2 separate regions of the Homo sapiens genome follow, and region 2 is linked to region 1. Evidence: read pairs that join two places in POLR2A ChIA-PET (ENCODE). Cell type or tissue: MCF 10A. All regions are shown on one strand.

Region 1 (8,000 bases):
CAGGCCAGGTGGCTTAAACAACAGAAACTTATTGCCTTATGGTTCTGAAGGCTGGAAGTCCAAGATTAGGGTACCAGCATGTTAGGTTCTGGTTCCTCTCTTCCTGGGTTGCAGGCAGCTGCCTTCCTGTTATGTCCTCACATGGCCTTTCCTTTGTGCGCGTGAAAGGCAAAAGAAGGAGAGAGAGAGTGAGAGAGAGAGAGAGAGATCTGATGTCTATTCTCTTCTTATAAGGACACCAGTCCTGTAAGGATTAAGGCTCTACCCCTATGAGCTCAGTTCACCTTAATTAACTCTTTAAAGGCTCTGTGTCCAAATAGTCACACTGGGGTTAGGGCTTCAACATATAGATTTAGGGAGGACACAATTCAGTCAGTAATAGAAACTCACAAGAATACCTACTTGACAAGGTTGTTATGGGAGCACATAAAAACGTGTGAATAAGGTAACAAACCATATGGCTCTGACCACTCTACGCAGTGATTAGAAACCTGTTTCAAATTCCCTGAGACCTAGGGAAGAACAGAGCACTGTGCTTAGGAACAACCTTGTTTCTATCTTTTCTCATCTCCCAACTCACCTCAGGCAAGCCCAGGCTTTCCCTTCCTGGAATACAAGTTGCTCAGTATCCTATGCTTCTTCTTGACCATTATAGCAAAACTGCTTGAGACTAGACTTTAGGAAGGATTTCCTGGTGGGCAAGACAGTAAATTATCTCCTGTGTCTTCCCATTGGAGATCTAAAAACTCCAATGGGAAGAGGAAGCCATCTTGCTAAATCTTTCTACCATCTGGGCAACAATTGGTATTGATACAAAGGTAGAAGACCTTATTTAACTGGACTAAACCTCAAGAAGTCAAGCTAATCTCCTTAAACTAGAGGTCTGGGAAACACATTTGGAATCTGTAGGGTCTTCCTGGAAGGTTATGGGCAAGTCAGGTGTGGCTTGGGATGGATCTTCAATAAGAGGGTGGGGCTTGGTGCTTGCACCTGGATTTCCTTTCCCCCTTAACTTGACTCCTCTCTGGTGAGCAGGCCCAAATGCACTCCTCCTCCATCCCAACATAAGTGCCTCTCTCCACTTATGGTATCAGTTAGACTCTTGAGGAACCTTAGAGATGTGATCACCTGCTTCCACTGTCTTTGGGGCCTGGGGAACATGTGGGACAGAGAAGAGAGGCCATGGTGTGATGCTGAGGAAGTCAGCCTGACAGCCATCTTCATGAGCATCCTCCTATTATCACCATCATCAACAACAGCCCATGTTCATTTAACTCACTGTGGGAAAGGCTCTGGGCTAACTTTCATGGGACCATGTTCACTGGGGTCTGAGTCCTGGTGCTGAAGGAGCACCTAGTCTAGCCAGGGGAGCCGGCTAATCAATGGCATGTGTAATGTGCTTCATGTGTGCATGGTACTTTGCAAGTTTTCAAGAACTTCATGGAGGTCGTGAACGTAGCTGAAGTAGTGTAAGAAGGCTTCATGCAGAGATGGGCTTTGAGCTGAAAGCTGAATATTAAGTAGCAGTTAGACAAAAGAAGAGAAGGGCAGGCAGGCAGGAGGAGTGCCACGAGCAAATTCTTGGGGAGCGGGGGAGATATGTGAGATATCAGCCCCCGTGGCGCTGCTGAGATAAGTAATGAGTGATAAGACTGGGAAGGAATGGGGACAGTTCCTGGAGGATCTTGAATGTCAGGCTGGGGCATTCAGATTTCCCCACTAGGCCCCGGAGAGCTAGTGAAGCTGGAGTCTGTCCTCGCTCTGCCTGGAGCTAAGACCTAGCATTTTCAGACCATTCTCTTAATACCTATTTCCTTCCCTCACTGTCTCCCCAAAGGTTAGACTGGGGACTAAAATCCTCCTGTGCTGTAACATCAAGCTGACTTAGAGCAGACGGCCTTTCTACTGGGGCCTGCATCCAGAGGCCTCCACTTCCCCTCCCCTCCCCGGCCTTCACATTCCAATTCCCCGGCTGCGAACTCATGTGAGATCATAAGTCACAGTACCATAAACCACTCCAGAGTGTGTAATAAGTGAATTATTTACCAATGACCCTGGCTAAATGTTCACAGGGATAAATGATTAAGCCGCAGATCTGTCAAAAAGTTCCCATAAATAAGTAATTCTGTGCCGCCTTAATGGGCTTTGTAAATTACTCATTCATGCCACTGCTGGATCACTCTCTGGGGTAAATTCCTCACACCTGCTGATTTACTGCTGAGGTCTGCACACGGTGATACAAATTCTGCTAGCCAGCTGGGCAGACACCCCAGGTGCCAACCCACCTGGCTGAGCCCCCAGGGATGAGGATACCAGAAACAAAAAGTCTCCCGCGTCATCTGACAAAAATGTGGGGTCCAAGGTGGGCTGACCTTCTGGGCCACTTGGAGTTTGTCCTGCAGGGCAACACTGCAGTGTCAGAATCCTTCTCCTACAGGCATCCATTCAGTGAGCATGTACTTAGCATGTCCTGTGTCCTAGGCTCTGTGTTAGATGCTTAGACCCCAAAGACACAGAAGTGTGCTCCAATGGGCTTGGTCACGGGAATGAAAGAAGACTGGACATACAGTGTAACTGATGCCATAGCAGAGTGCTACTTGAGCCCACTGGGGGAATATCCAGGACAGCTGGAGAAATTGAGGAGATGGCAAAATATGGGGTTTGAGTTTCACTTTGTGCTAAAAAAGCCTCACTCCAATTCAGTCAAGATGGGCTGAGCCCTGTTGCTATGATAGTGAACAGCCCTACAATTTCAGTGGCTTACAACCACAAAGGTTTATTTCTCATTATGCAATCTGGAGGGTCAGTTGAGGGCTCTGTTCAACCCCATCATCATCCTCCCCCTAGGACCTGGGCTGATAGCACAACATCACCTAGGTTATTGCCAGTCGCTGTGACCAAGGGAAAAGAGAACATGGCAGAGCATAACTTGGTTCCTAAAACTTCTGGCCAGAAGTGACACTTCCACTCACATTTTATTGGCCAGACAAAGTCCCATAGTCATGCTTTAACTCAACTGAGACAGAAAATTCTAACCTGGGGAAAGAGAGAAAAAAAAAAGGATTTGTGAACAATCTTAATGACTACTCCACATGCAAATTCTGGTCCTGTGAATCTAGGAACTGCTGTGGACTGAATGCATGCATTCCCCAAAACTTTATTTGCTGAAGCCCTAATCCCCAATGTAATGGTATTTAGAGGTGGTGCCTTTGGGAGGTGATTAGGTCATAAGGGTGCATCCCTCATGAATGGGATTAGTGCCCTAAAATACACAAAAGAGATTCTCTCTCTCTCTCTCTCTCCACCATGTGAGGACACAGCAAGAGATCCAGCAAGAAGCTCAGAACCCATCTGCTGAAGCACAGAAGAGGGGTTCAGGACCCATCTGTTGAAGCTCAGAGAGTGGCTCAGGACCCCATCTGCTGAAGCTTAGAGAGCGGCTCAGGACCCCATCTTCTGAAGCTCAGAGAGGGGCTCAGGACCCCATCTGCTGAAGCTCAGAGAGGGGCTCAGGATCCCATCTTCTGAAGCTCAGAAGAGCGGCTCAGGACCCCATCTTCTGAAGCTCAGAAGAGCGGCTCAGGACACCATCTTCTGAAGCTCAGAGAGCGGCTCAGGACCCCATCTGCTGAAGCTCAGAGAGCGGCTCAGGACCCCATCTTCTGAAGCTCAGAAGAGCGGCTCAGGACCCCATCTGCTGGCACCCTGATTTTGGACTTTCAGTATCCAAAACTGTGAGAGATACATTTCTGATTTTTAAGCCATCCTGTCTATGGTATTTGTCATAGCAACCCAATCTAACCAAGAATCTAGTGTATATCTGTGGGCAGGTTCCTAAACTTATCTTTCGTTTTCTTCAGCTATGGAACGGGGTAAGAATAATAAGAACAACCTCTTAGAGGATTAAATGTGGTAATCTGTGTAATGCACTGAGCACCATGTCTGGCACATAGTAAGTGCTCAATCGCTCTGTTGGCCTTTGTTATTACCATTATTATTATCATTAGGTGTGACAGCAGCAGTAGTATCCTGTAGAAGTGGACCTCTGAAGTTGAGTATTGAAGAGCAGGTCACACCCACAAACACGTATGCACACTCACCTTTACTGGTTAACCTGGTCTGAGGTAACAACATCCTCTCCAATATCCCCTCTCCATCACCACCACCGACATCTTTAGTCAGAAGCAGGTGGCAGTGATGGACATTGCAGCAGGCCTGAGCTGCCACCATCTTCTCTCTTCTCTACACACATGGAGCGTTTGCCTCGCTCAGGTCACTCACCCACCTCAGGCCTCAGTTACTTCACTACAAAACCGGAGCAATAATACTATTTAATGACCCGAGAGCTGGGCCAGAGAGTCCTTCAACTTCCCCTTCCGTGCCAACGCCTTTGATTCTTTTCTCCAACTGTCATCACCCCCACTCCTTGTAGCCTTCCTGGACCATATCCCTGAACTGGTCCTACATGACTCATGGCCTGGGTTCCAGGTGGCCTGGAAAGAAGGGGAGGAGCTTCAGATGTGGCCTGAGTTTCCTCTGCCTCCCCAGAGGCCAAACAGACATCTGTTCCTGTGGCTGTCACGTCAGCACAAAATGTGTGCCAAGGGAACAGCAGGAAGAAGAGTGTGTAAATCGGCTGGTTTTCTGTGTGTGTTTCAAACTGCCTTGTAGAGGCACAGAGCCATTGTTGGGAGGAGATCCCTGAACGGTTGTTGACCACTGAGGCGCCCACCCTCCTTCATCAGCTTGCACAGGGGACTGTGAGGCTTAATAAGCTGATTGTCATTTAGATTATCAAGGGTACAATTCTGGGCCCACAGGTCACAGCTCTGCCTGCTCTGCCTGAGCAAGCCTGAGGAGGCTGGGAAGCTTTATGTTCCACTCTAGAAAAGAAGACATGATTTCCCATCTTTCATAATCAAACCAACTCATACTTATTCACAGCTTGGCAGGCTTTCAGCACTGTGTGAGCATCAGTCAACTCTTCATTCGATTCATTCCCTGGCAAGCCTCTGCCATGAGCAAGAGGCAGGTCCTAAGACATGTTTACTGTGCAGTCTGTGCCTTCTAGAATCGTACAGACTATTAGGGGAGATAAGACAGAGGTGCTGCAAAAAGATTGTGTAAAACAACAGGTATTGAATGTGGTGAGGGTCAATTGAAAAACAACAGCTCTCTGATGACAATCAGCAGACAAAGAAAAGACTTGTTACATCAGAAGCTTTCCTTACCCACTTTCCAGCCTGGTGGATGTGGTCTTAGCCTTGGATATGGCAGATGCTTTAGAAAGAGGTCAGGGTTCTGACCACTGAATCAGGGTGAACTGGACAGCTATGGAGGTGAGAAGAGTGCAGTAGGAGAGAGTAAGGATGATACTCACCGTGTAGGTCTGTGAGCCAGTTCGACTGTTTCTAGCACATTTATAGAAGCAAGGAGAGCTGGCCTGGTGGGACAGAGCATAAAGATGGGGAAACTGTGAGGCTTTTTGCTCCTCTCTTGTAAGATTTCTGATATTAAAATCAAAACAAATATTCATTGCAAACCTATTTATATGTGTCATGCACTGGGTTAGGGACTTTCATTCTGTTATTTAATTTTCTCCTCACCGCAGCCCTTTGGATATGTTTTACAATTCCTACTTCCCAGATTATTAAATTGAGGCTCAAAGAAGGAAATGATTCATACACTGGTTAAGTGTTGAGCCAGAATATACAGCCAGGTCTTCTAAAACCTGCCTCCAAATTTCCTCCCCTTGACCATCCTCCACTAGGTGGCCATAGTGAGCCACTTGAAACACCAAATCCCATCATATTGTTCCTTAGCCTACAATCCTGCAGTGGCTCCTGGTGTTGCCAGGACAAAGTCAAAACCCTGGGTATGGCATACAAGACCTTCTACATCCAGCTAATTACATTTTCAATCTCATATTCCATCTAATCCCTGCCTCACTGTCTGCACCCAATGATAAGAAATGCTATCATTTATTGAGCATCTACGATGTGCCAGACACTGTCCCAAGCACTTCACGTGAATTGATTTGTTTCCTTCTCATGACAACCCTATGAGGCAGACACTATGATATTCCCCACTTTATGACTGGGGAAACTGATTCACCTAGTGGTTTAGTAATGTGCCCAAGGTCACATATCTTGCAGAGAGTCTGGGAGTCACACCCAGGCAGTTCAGCTCTTGAAAAGAAATGCTGCTCTCTTTGTGATTTCCACACACAACAAGCTGTTTCAAGCTTCCATGATTTGATTTATATTCTCCCTTCTACTTGAAATACCATTCCCTTCTTTCTTCCCCTGGATAAAAATCACTTATCTTTCAAGACTTGGTTTAGGACTTATCTTTTCAAAGTATTTCTGTTAGTCCATTTCACATGGCTGTAAAGGAATGCCTGAGGCTGGGTAATATATAAAGAAAAGAGGCATATTTTGATTCATGGTTCTGCAGGCTGTATAAGAAGCATGTTACTGGCATCTGCTCCTGGTAAGACCCCAGGAACCTTCCAATCATGGTGGAAAGTAAAGGGGAAGTCAGTGTATCACATGGCAAGAGAAGGAGCAAGAGAGAGAGGGGAGATAGTGCCAGGCTTTTTTAAACAACCAGGTCTCATGTGAACTCACAGAGTGAGAACTCACTCATTGCCACAAGGACAGTATCATGCCATTGATGAAGGATCTGCCTTCATGACTGAAACACCTCCCACCAGGCCCACCTTCAACATTATAGGTCACATTTCACCATGAGATTTGGAGGGGACAGAACATCCAAATCATATCTTTCAGACCCTGGCTCCCTAAATTTCATGGTTTTCTCACATTGCAAAATACAACCATCTTTTCCCAATAGTCCCCAAAAGTCTTAGCTCATTCTAGCATCCACTCAATCAAAAGTCCAAAGTCTCATCTGAGACTCAAGGCAGGTTCCTTCTATTTATGAGTCTGTAAAACCAAAAACAACCTATTTACTTCCAAGATACAATGGTGATACCAGTATTGGGTAAACATTCCACTCTGAAAGGGAGATACCAGCCAAAAGAAAGGGACAACAGGCACCATGGAGTCTGAAACCCAGCAGGGCAATCCTTACCTCTTAAAGCTCCAAAACAATCTTTGACTCCATGTCCTGCATCCTGTGCACATTGATGCAAGAAGTGGGCTCTCAAGGCCTTGGACAGCTCCACCCCTGTGGTTTTACAGGGTGCAGCCCCTGTGGCTGCTCTCACAGGTTGGAGTTAAGTGTCTGTGGCTTTTTCAGATTCAGGGTGCATGCTGCCAGTGGCTCTCCCATTCATGGGTCTAGAGGACAGCGGCCTCCTTCCCACAGCTCCACTAGCCAGTGCCCTAATGCAAACTCTGTGTGGGGGCTCCAATCCCACATTTCCCCTTGGCACTGTCCTAGTAAAGTCTCTCTGTGGGGGTTCTGTCCCTGTGACAGGCTTCTGCCTGGGCACACAGGCTTTCTAATACATCCTCTGGAATCTAGGCGGGAGCTGGCAAAACTCCTTCATTCTTGCATTTTGCACACCTGCAGGCTTAACACCATGTGGAAGCTACCAAGTCTTATAGTGACACCCTCCAAAGCAGCAGCCTGAGCTGCATCTTGGCCCCTTTGAGCCAAGGCTGCAGCTTGAGTGACTAGGATGTGGGGAGCTGTATCCTCAGGCTACACAGAGTAGCAGGGCCCTGCACCTGGTGTCCAAAACCATTCTTTCCTCCTAGGCCTCTTGGCCTGTGATGGGAGGGCCTGCCTTAAAGATTTCAGAAATGCCTTTGAGACCTTTTTCCCATTGTCTTGGATATTAGCACTTGATTCCCTTTTAGTCATGCTAATCCCTCTAGCAAGTGCTTGCTCCACAGCCAGCTTGTGTTCCTCTTCTGAAAATGCTCTTTCCTTCTCTACCATCCAGGGTTGTAAGTTTGCAGAAGTTTTATGCTCTGCTTCCCTTTTAATTATAACTTCTAATTTTAAGTCATTATTTTGTTCTCACATCT
Region 2 (8,000 bases), 150 kb after region 1:
ACCTGTAGTTCCAGCTACTTGGGAGGATGAGGCAGGAGAATCGCTTGAACCTGGGAAGCAGAGGTTGTAGTGAGCCGAAATCATGCCATTGCACTCCAGCATGGGCAACAGAGCAAGACTCCGTCTCAAAAAAAAAAAAAAAAAAGTAAAAAATTTAAAAAATTTAAAAAGGGGGCCAAGGGCCGGGCACAGTGGCTCACTCCTGTCATCCCAACACATTTGGGAGGCCGAGGCTGGCAGATAATCTGAGGTGAGGAGTTCGAGACCAGCCTAGCCAACATGGAGAAACCCCATCTCTACTAAAAGTACAAACATTAGCCGGGCGTGGTGGCAGGCACCTGTAATCCCAGCTACTCTGGAGGCTGAAGTAGGAGAATCACTTGAACTCGAGAGGTGGAGGTTGCAGTGAGTTGAGACTGCACTCTAGCCTGAGTGACAGAGCGAGACTCTATCTCAAAAAATGAACAAATAAATGAAAATTAAAAAGAACTGAGGATACCTGGCCTGTCTCCCAGGGGTCCTGTGTAGAATTATTCCCAGCTCTCACCCCCACCCATACCCTCACCATAACACCAGGCCATGGATGATGTGTCCGTGCAGATGTCTGTATAGAGGTGTATGAGCACTGAACGGAGTGAGTGGTGGCATGCCATTTACATACAGATGACTGAGCTGTGGGCCCTTGGTTACTTACCTCATCTCTCGAGTCTCAGTTCTCTTTTCTGTAAAATAAGGAGGTTGTATTCCATGGACTCAGAAGTCTACAACTGTGTTAATCTATGACTATGTTAGGGGTAGAGACCAAGGAGAATATCCCAACAAGAGAGTGTCCTCTGTGTCTTTGTGGACTTAGGAAGGTTCTCTATAGAAGAGAGTGGCTGAGTAGGCCGGGGGTAGGAAAGGAAAAGGAGCAGGTAAGGCTTGGGGTAGGTGTGTATCTAACAGATCTGGGCAAGAGGGGTTGGGCTGGAATGTCAGGGGAGCCACAAGAAGAATATGGAGACTGGGCTGGGCGTTGATGTCCAGAGCTTCAGGACACCCCAGAGGTGACATGCTCAATGCGGAAGAAGTCGAAAGGCTCTCAGGGAGCAAGGAGCTGGGAGGGAGTGTCAGGCAGAATCAGAAGGACCTGTGCTGGTTGGAAGAAAGACATCTGAGGAGCAGTGACCAGGCCAAGACTTGACCAGGGACCACTAGACCAGGAGCCTCCGGGACACATGGCTTTCAATGTAGGGAAGAGCTGTATTGTGGGGGACCTTGTCCTCCTGTGCTGAATCTCCTCCAAACCTGTTGACATGTGAGGACCCTGTTCCTTGAGGTTTGCTGGAATTTTCAATAGTACAGGGGGTGTCCTCCAAAGAACTTGTGGGTTTATCCTCAAGGTATCCATGTCCTTTATCCCTTTTTAGGAGTGCAAAAGTGGCTCCTCACTGAAAGGCCGGCAGTCCCCAGGTATGTAGGTTTGGGTGGGGGCACGTGTGTGCACAGTGACATCTGTGTTAGCGAATGGGCATATGTGTGGACTCGGCTGTGCCTGGATGGGAATTTGTGGGTGGGGGCCTGTGCAGGAATGGAGTTGCTGCTGAGGCTGAGTGGGGCTTGGGAACACCTGTGAAAGCTCAGCCCTTAGCTCTGGGGAAAGAGGGAGGAGCCAAGAGAAGACACAGGACCACAGCGAGAGAAGTGTTTCAAAGGGAGCCGGCCCAGGCAAGAGAGGAGAACGAATGGGCCCGACAAGGAGCTAGAATCTTTCCTCAGTTACAGATCTTAACGAGAACAAAGGAGCAGGGAGGAGGCACGGCAGAGAGGGAGAGAGAGGAGGGTGAGCAGAAGCCAAATGGAGAAGGAGGACAGAGTGGGGAGGGAGAGCAGGAAGGACAGGGCCAGAGGAGATTGGTCCAAGGAGAGGCCTGGTCAGTTCAGCTGTGGTTGTGAACCTGGTCTGTGCTGGGGGGGGCCTGCAGCTGGGGAAGGAGGAACCCATCCCTGCCCTTATGTCCAGGGGTTCTGTAGGGAACCGCATACAACCCCAGGTAATTTCACCATGAGCTGAAGGTCGGTGTGTGGGGTTGTGAGAGCAGAGATGTGTTGCTAATCTTGCCTGGGGTTTCAGAGAAAGCCGGAGGGGAGGATGAGCGAGAGACTGAGATACATTATATAGATATAGTGAGAGAGGGAGTCTGGCAGGGAGCAATCTATTTTGAGGGACTAGAAGAGGCCAAGCTCTGGGCTAAAGAAAATGGCCCAAGAGATAAGTATTGATCACAAAGCCTCCTCACTGAAGCTCTCCCTGACCCCCTCAGTGGATGACATCAATCACTCCTGCCTTGGTGGCTCCTCCCAGAGGACTCTTACATATTCAGCTCTTCTTTTTGATGATACAGACTAAATTATGTCATGCCCAGTGCCAGGCATTCCGTTGGTGCTTAACAGATGCTCCATGAATAAATGAGTAAATGAAGTAGTATGCCTTGCACCCAGGAAGAGCCCTCCCTCCAAGGAAGATGGTATTTTTTCCACTTAATTGATGAGGAAGCTGAGGCTGTCCTTCAGCTTTGGGAGGATTTAAAACTAAAACCTTAGCATCCCTGGGCTCCTGGAACAGTCTGTTTTTCTAAAAAAAAAAAAAAAAAAAAAGCTGAATATGCTTATAGGCTTGATTTATTTTTATTAGCTTCTATGTTGGTCAACATAAAATAATTATAAATTAAAAATTACTGTGAAGGCCTGGCACAGTGGCTCACGCCTGTAATCCCAGCACTTTGGGAGGCCGAAGCGGGCGGATCACCTGAGGTCAGGAGTTGGAGACCAGCTTGGCCAACATGGTGAAACCTCATCTCTACTAAAAATACAAAAATTAGCCAGGCGTGGTGCCACGCGACTGTAATCCTAACTACTCTGGAGGCTGAGGCAGGAGAATCACTTGAGTCCAGGAGGCAGAGGTTGCAGTGAGCCAAGATCCACCACTGCACTCCAGCCTGGGTGACAGAGTGAGACTCTGTCTCAAAAAAAAAAAAAAAAAAAAGAAAGAAAAAAAATTACAGTGAAAATTACTACCATTTAAATTTCTGTTTTAAAAGGTAGATTTGGAGGCTGTATATACCATCTTTCAGGTTTTCGCCCAGGAACATTTTTAAAAAATCTTACAAGGCAACAATAACAAAAATGGGGAGGATCAGGGAGAAGAGAGTAGGAGTGGAAAGAGTCTGGGCAGGAATCTAGGGCATGAGAGAAACCCGGTGAGAAACTAGAATTCTGTCAGCTCCTAGATCAGAACCAGGAGCGGGGTTGGTCTCCTCCACCCTCTGCACTGCTTCTCCCCCAGGGGGAGCTGCAGAGAATCCCGTGCCGGGGCAGCGCAGCCCTGAGTGGTCTGTTTCTGGTTCTGGCTTCCCACAAAGCAAACAATTTTGAACCAGGCACCAGCGCCCCCTGCATCTGTCATCCTTTAAGGGAGCCACTACTCAGTCCTGAGAAGTGTTTGTGCCTCAGTTAGAGCTCGCCCCAGTTCTTCCCGGCTCCTTAGTCTGCCCCAGCTTGCTGCCAGCTTGGCCCAGCCCCTCCCCTCTCGCAGTTCAGCACCCGCTGCCTTCCATATCCCCCACCCCCAGCCCCAACACACGCAGTCTGGAGGTTGCCATACTAGGAGAAGGGTAAGGCAGGGCACAATTTGTCTTCGTGTAATTATCTGTCAGGTACAGCTTGTGAAACCTCAGCCACCTCCCTGCAACCATGCAGGAAAATAAATTACACACGAGCACGCAGAGACACGGCGGCACCATCTTCCCCTGGGCCCCCAGCGAGCTTGGGGGAAAAAATTCTGCTCAGCCGAGCCCAGGGTGCTGATACCTGCACTGGAGTCGGCCACCCATCTTCCCCTCTTCGAGACCCTGCCGCTGAAGCTTTCATCTTTCAGCGTGTTCCTTGCTGTGGAGGAGGGGAAGTCCATCTGGCTTCTAAGAAGTCATGAATGCCCAGAGAGAAAGAAAACAAACCCTTGGCTATTTCTGATTAGAGTTGTTGGAGGTGGGAGAGAGGCCTTAGGATTGCCTATAATTTCTAAAATGGACTGTAATGCAGCTACACATGCAATATACTGAGTCCCTGCTCTGTGATAGTGATAGTGATGACAGCCACTTTTTAGGAGCCAGCCTGTGGGTCCCAGGCACCACGCTGAGCGCTTTACACATGCTTTCTTGTTGGACCCACACAATAAAACCCTGTGGAATGGATGTTTATCCTCATTGTGGTGATGAGGACTTGGAGGCTCAGAGACGTCGACTGACTTGCTCCCAGTCACACAGCTGGTTGTACCTAACTCGCAGTCCAATTTTTCACCATTAGCAGATGGGGCTCTATGGGGGAGTGGTGGGGGGTGGAGGTGGTGGTGAATGGGAGGCGGGGCCCTTGACTGCAGAGTGGGAGGGGGTGGGCTGGGGTAGCTGTTGCTCACTTCCTTGTGAGCTTCAGTTTCTTCTCTTGAGATCTTTTTGGATCTTTGTGAGAATTAAACGAAATAACAACTCTTGGTACTTATTGGAGCTCAATAAATTAGGTGACTCATCCTTCAGACCTCCGTTGCCCCACTGCACAGAGAGGAGCTTGGTGCTGGGAGCTTGGTTGGTCCCTGAGGACTCAGAGGAGCATTTTGGGTTAGGGGGTCCTGACTTTTTCTGTGTCCAGGCCCCCTTTGGCAGTCTGGTGAAGCCTGTGGACTCCTTACAGTGTTTCCAAATACAGAAGCTGAAATATATAGGATTACAAAGGAAGCCAATCTTACTGAAATACGTTATTGAAAGCATCAAAAAACAAATTTGTGACATAGTAATCTACTGCCTTCTTTAATAATGCATTCAATAACCAGATCTAGTGGCAGACCTAATAACTACTATAATTTCCAAGTTGTGATGAGTATAAACAATATTTCAAGAGACTACAACAACTGATAGAATATGGAAACATTTTGATTTCTATTAGTGACAGAGACACAGGTATTGCTAATACTATTGGGGCTTGTAATAAACATCTACTAAGTTCACTCAGAGGTTAGTGAAAATCTAGTCATCCTCCCATCCAAGTACTAAGAACCCTCAAAACGTATCCATGGATCCCAGGTTAAGAGTAGAAGTAACTGGTTGAAATCCATGTTAATGTAAATTTTTAAAGTACAAGCTAGAGGTATTTTTTAAAGGAATAGATAATTGGGGAGATCAAGTAAAGCCTTTCTTCAGACAGAGGGGATTTGACAGTATGAGTGCCTACCTTTTGCTTTGTTCTACCCCAAAGAGATTTTTGGAATATACAGGGCATTTTTATGGACCTGGGACCATTTTTATGGACCAGGCTGGTGAACTGTTCAAGAGCCCTAAGGGGTAAGCATTGGAAGCAGGGCTCAAACCCTTCAGTGCCCCTGACCCCGATCCTCTGTGAGCTCTGCCTCCCTGGGCAGGGTGTCTCAGGTCCCCCTCTTCCTCTGCCCACACGGTTGAGCCCTGCTCCCCTACTCCTGCACGCTGTGCGGTTCCTCCTGTGTGGCTCACTGTGACACAGCTGTGAGGAAACCTTGCTTGAGATATTTGTCTGGGTGGCAGTGGGGAGCCAGCCTCAGAGGAGCTGTGGCAGCCCCTTCAAGCTGCAGAGAAAGGCAGGGTTACCATTCATTTGGGACCAAAAAAACAGTGGCATTTACTGGGGATGAGGGAGTGGGGGTCAGAGGCCCTCTTGGTTCTCCTCTGGCAGATTGGGTAAATTGGGTTGAACAAAGCCACTCCCGCAGTTCAGCACCTGCTGCCTTCCAGCTGTGCTTCCAGTGACCAGAGCTGCCCACATGATCTCACTGGGAATTGAGGTGGTGTCTTCTGGGGTCAGACAGTGGAAAGAATGCAAACCTTAGACTCAGCAGATCTGGCTGCACCTCTGACTTGCTTTGAAACCTTCAGCAGGTTACTTTACTTCTCTCAGCCTGTTCTTGTAGAAAGAAGACTAGCTTCCTCTCAGTATTCTTAGGAGGACTTGGGATAATGTAGGTAAAATCATTTTTAAACTCTAAAGTGTTAAATAGGCACTCATTAACAGGAAAGTACAATTTTTCCCAAATCACATTTGTATGGCTGTCTTCTAGAACCATTTCACTCAGATTGAGCATTAATTGAATCAAGGAGACCAACTAAACTCCAAGGAACATGCTCTTGCTAAATCACTGCTCCTTTCTGAACCCAAGCCAGGCATATTGTTTTTTCTGCATATATTAAAAAGGATCTACCGATGTATGAAAAGGATGTAACTATTTAGCTTTTGCTGCCTGAGACAGTTACAGTAAGAAATACTGAAGGGCACTTTAGACTTCACAAAGATCCTTTCTGTCTCTTTCCTTAGCTCCTTACAATCCTATGAGATGTGTGTATTTCTTTTTTCCTCTCCATTTTACACAGGAGGAAACTGAAGCTCACTTACACAGGGAATTAGTGACCAGGTCAGTCTAGGAGTCCATCTTCTGACTCCTTCCAGTATCTAATTAGAATTAAGACAGACTCATTCGGCTGGGGGGCGTTGGCTCATGCCTGTAATCCCAGCACTTTGGGAGGCCGAGGCGGGTGGATCACTTGAGGTTAGGAGTTTGAGACCAGCCTGGCCAACATGGTGAAACCCTGTCTCTACCAAAAATGCCAAAAATTAGCCTGGCATGGTAGCACATGCCTGTAATCCCAGCTACTCAAGAGTCTGAGGCAGGAGAATCGCTTGAACCCGGGAGGTAAATGTTGCAGTGAGCCGAGATCGCACCACTGCACTTCAGCCTGGGCAACAGAACGAGACTCCATCTCAAAAAAAAAAAAAAAAAAAAAAAAAAGACAGCCTCATTCGGGAGATTCGGGGGGTGGAGGTAGCAGTGTTTAAAAAAAAAAAAGCCTAGGCAGGCATTACAATATGAAAATCATTCTTGCTTAAAGGAAGACTGGTAACTGGGACTCTGCATGGATGTGTCCCCTATTCCCCTATTCTTGGTGTTTATCATCCCCATGGCCGGGTCAGCTGCCCCTGTTTACTCATGGTTGGAAAATGTCACAGCTCCTAAAACAGCTGTTTAAGGGACACATCATCTGAAGCGACTTTTCCTGTTCTGGAAGTGCCCATTTTAAGAGCTTAATTTGGTTTTTGTCCTGAGCCCACTCTGCTGTTCTATTTGTGTGGGGTTTCTGCCCTCAGGTGGTGAGAGAGGTGAGCTACAGGTGCGCTAACAGGTTCTGGGAACTCAGCTGTTGCCGATGGGCACCTTACTGTGATGTGTCTAGTTGGACTTGTCACTCACTGTGTGGTGCTCTTGACACAGGGGTCTTCCCCAGGTACAGATGGGACCTTGTGTACCCAGATCTTGGCTTCCGGCAGGAAAGCATCTTTGTACTCCACAAAGTTTTGTTTCCCAGACACTAGATCTTGACTGAATGCCAGAGAAAGCCAAGAACTGCTCTGAGCTGATGTTGGAGAAAGCAGTGTTTCAAAAACCTTGCCTAGGCATTTTATATGAGGTGTCTTTTTAAAGCCTCAACTATCCTGTGAAGTAAGTGTTGTGTCCATTTTACAGATAGAGATGGATAAGATAAGGAAATTTAAACTAAAGAGTTTAAATCAGTGGTTCTCAAACTTTTTAAGTCTGCCTTTACAATCTTAAAAATTATGGAGGATCCCAGGCCAGGCGTGGTGGCTTACGCCTGTAATCACAGCACTTTGGGAGGCTGGGCGGGTGGATCATGAGGTCAGGAGTTCGAGACCAGCCTGTCCAATATGGTGAAACCTCGTCTCTACTAAAAAATACAAAAATTAGCCAGGCGTGGTGGCACGCACCTGTGGTCCCAGCTACTTGGGAGGCTGAGGCAGGAGAATCACTTGAACCCAGGAGGCAGAGGTTGCAGTGAGCTGAGATCACGCCACTGCACTCCAGCCTGGGCAACAGAGTGATACTCCATCTCAAAAAAAAAAAAAAAAATTATGGAGGACCCCAAGGA

What was found. Peaks named below come from ENCODE experiments on the same cell type or tissue, not always from the same donor. Only the 100,000 strongest peaks of a DNase experiment are listed, where the experiment ranks them.
Region 2: POLR2A ChIA-PET joins it to region 1 with 13 read pairs; 10 of 35 experiments call an interaction of 5 or more read pairs at or near these places.

The regions. Positions count from the first base shown.
Region 1 is chr1:157,964,175-157,972,174 of GRCh38, forward strand. No RefSeq gene overlaps it. Among named protein-coding and RNA genes, the nearest start is that of KIRREL1, 25 kb to the right of the region's middle. In MCF 10A, a CTCF peak has its summit at 5,792 (motif pointing right); DNase peaks (open chromatin) are centred at 4,507, 4,957 and 5,747.
Region 2 is chr1:158,114,635-158,122,634 of GRCh38, forward strand. No RefSeq gene overlaps it. Among named protein-coding and RNA genes, the nearest start is that of SMIM42, 9.7 kb to the right of the region's middle. RefSeq lists an enhancer at 572-621. In MCF 10A, CTCF peaks have their summits at 3,346 (motif pointing right) and 7,198 (motif pointing left); DNase peaks (open chromatin) are centred at 3,377 and 7,217.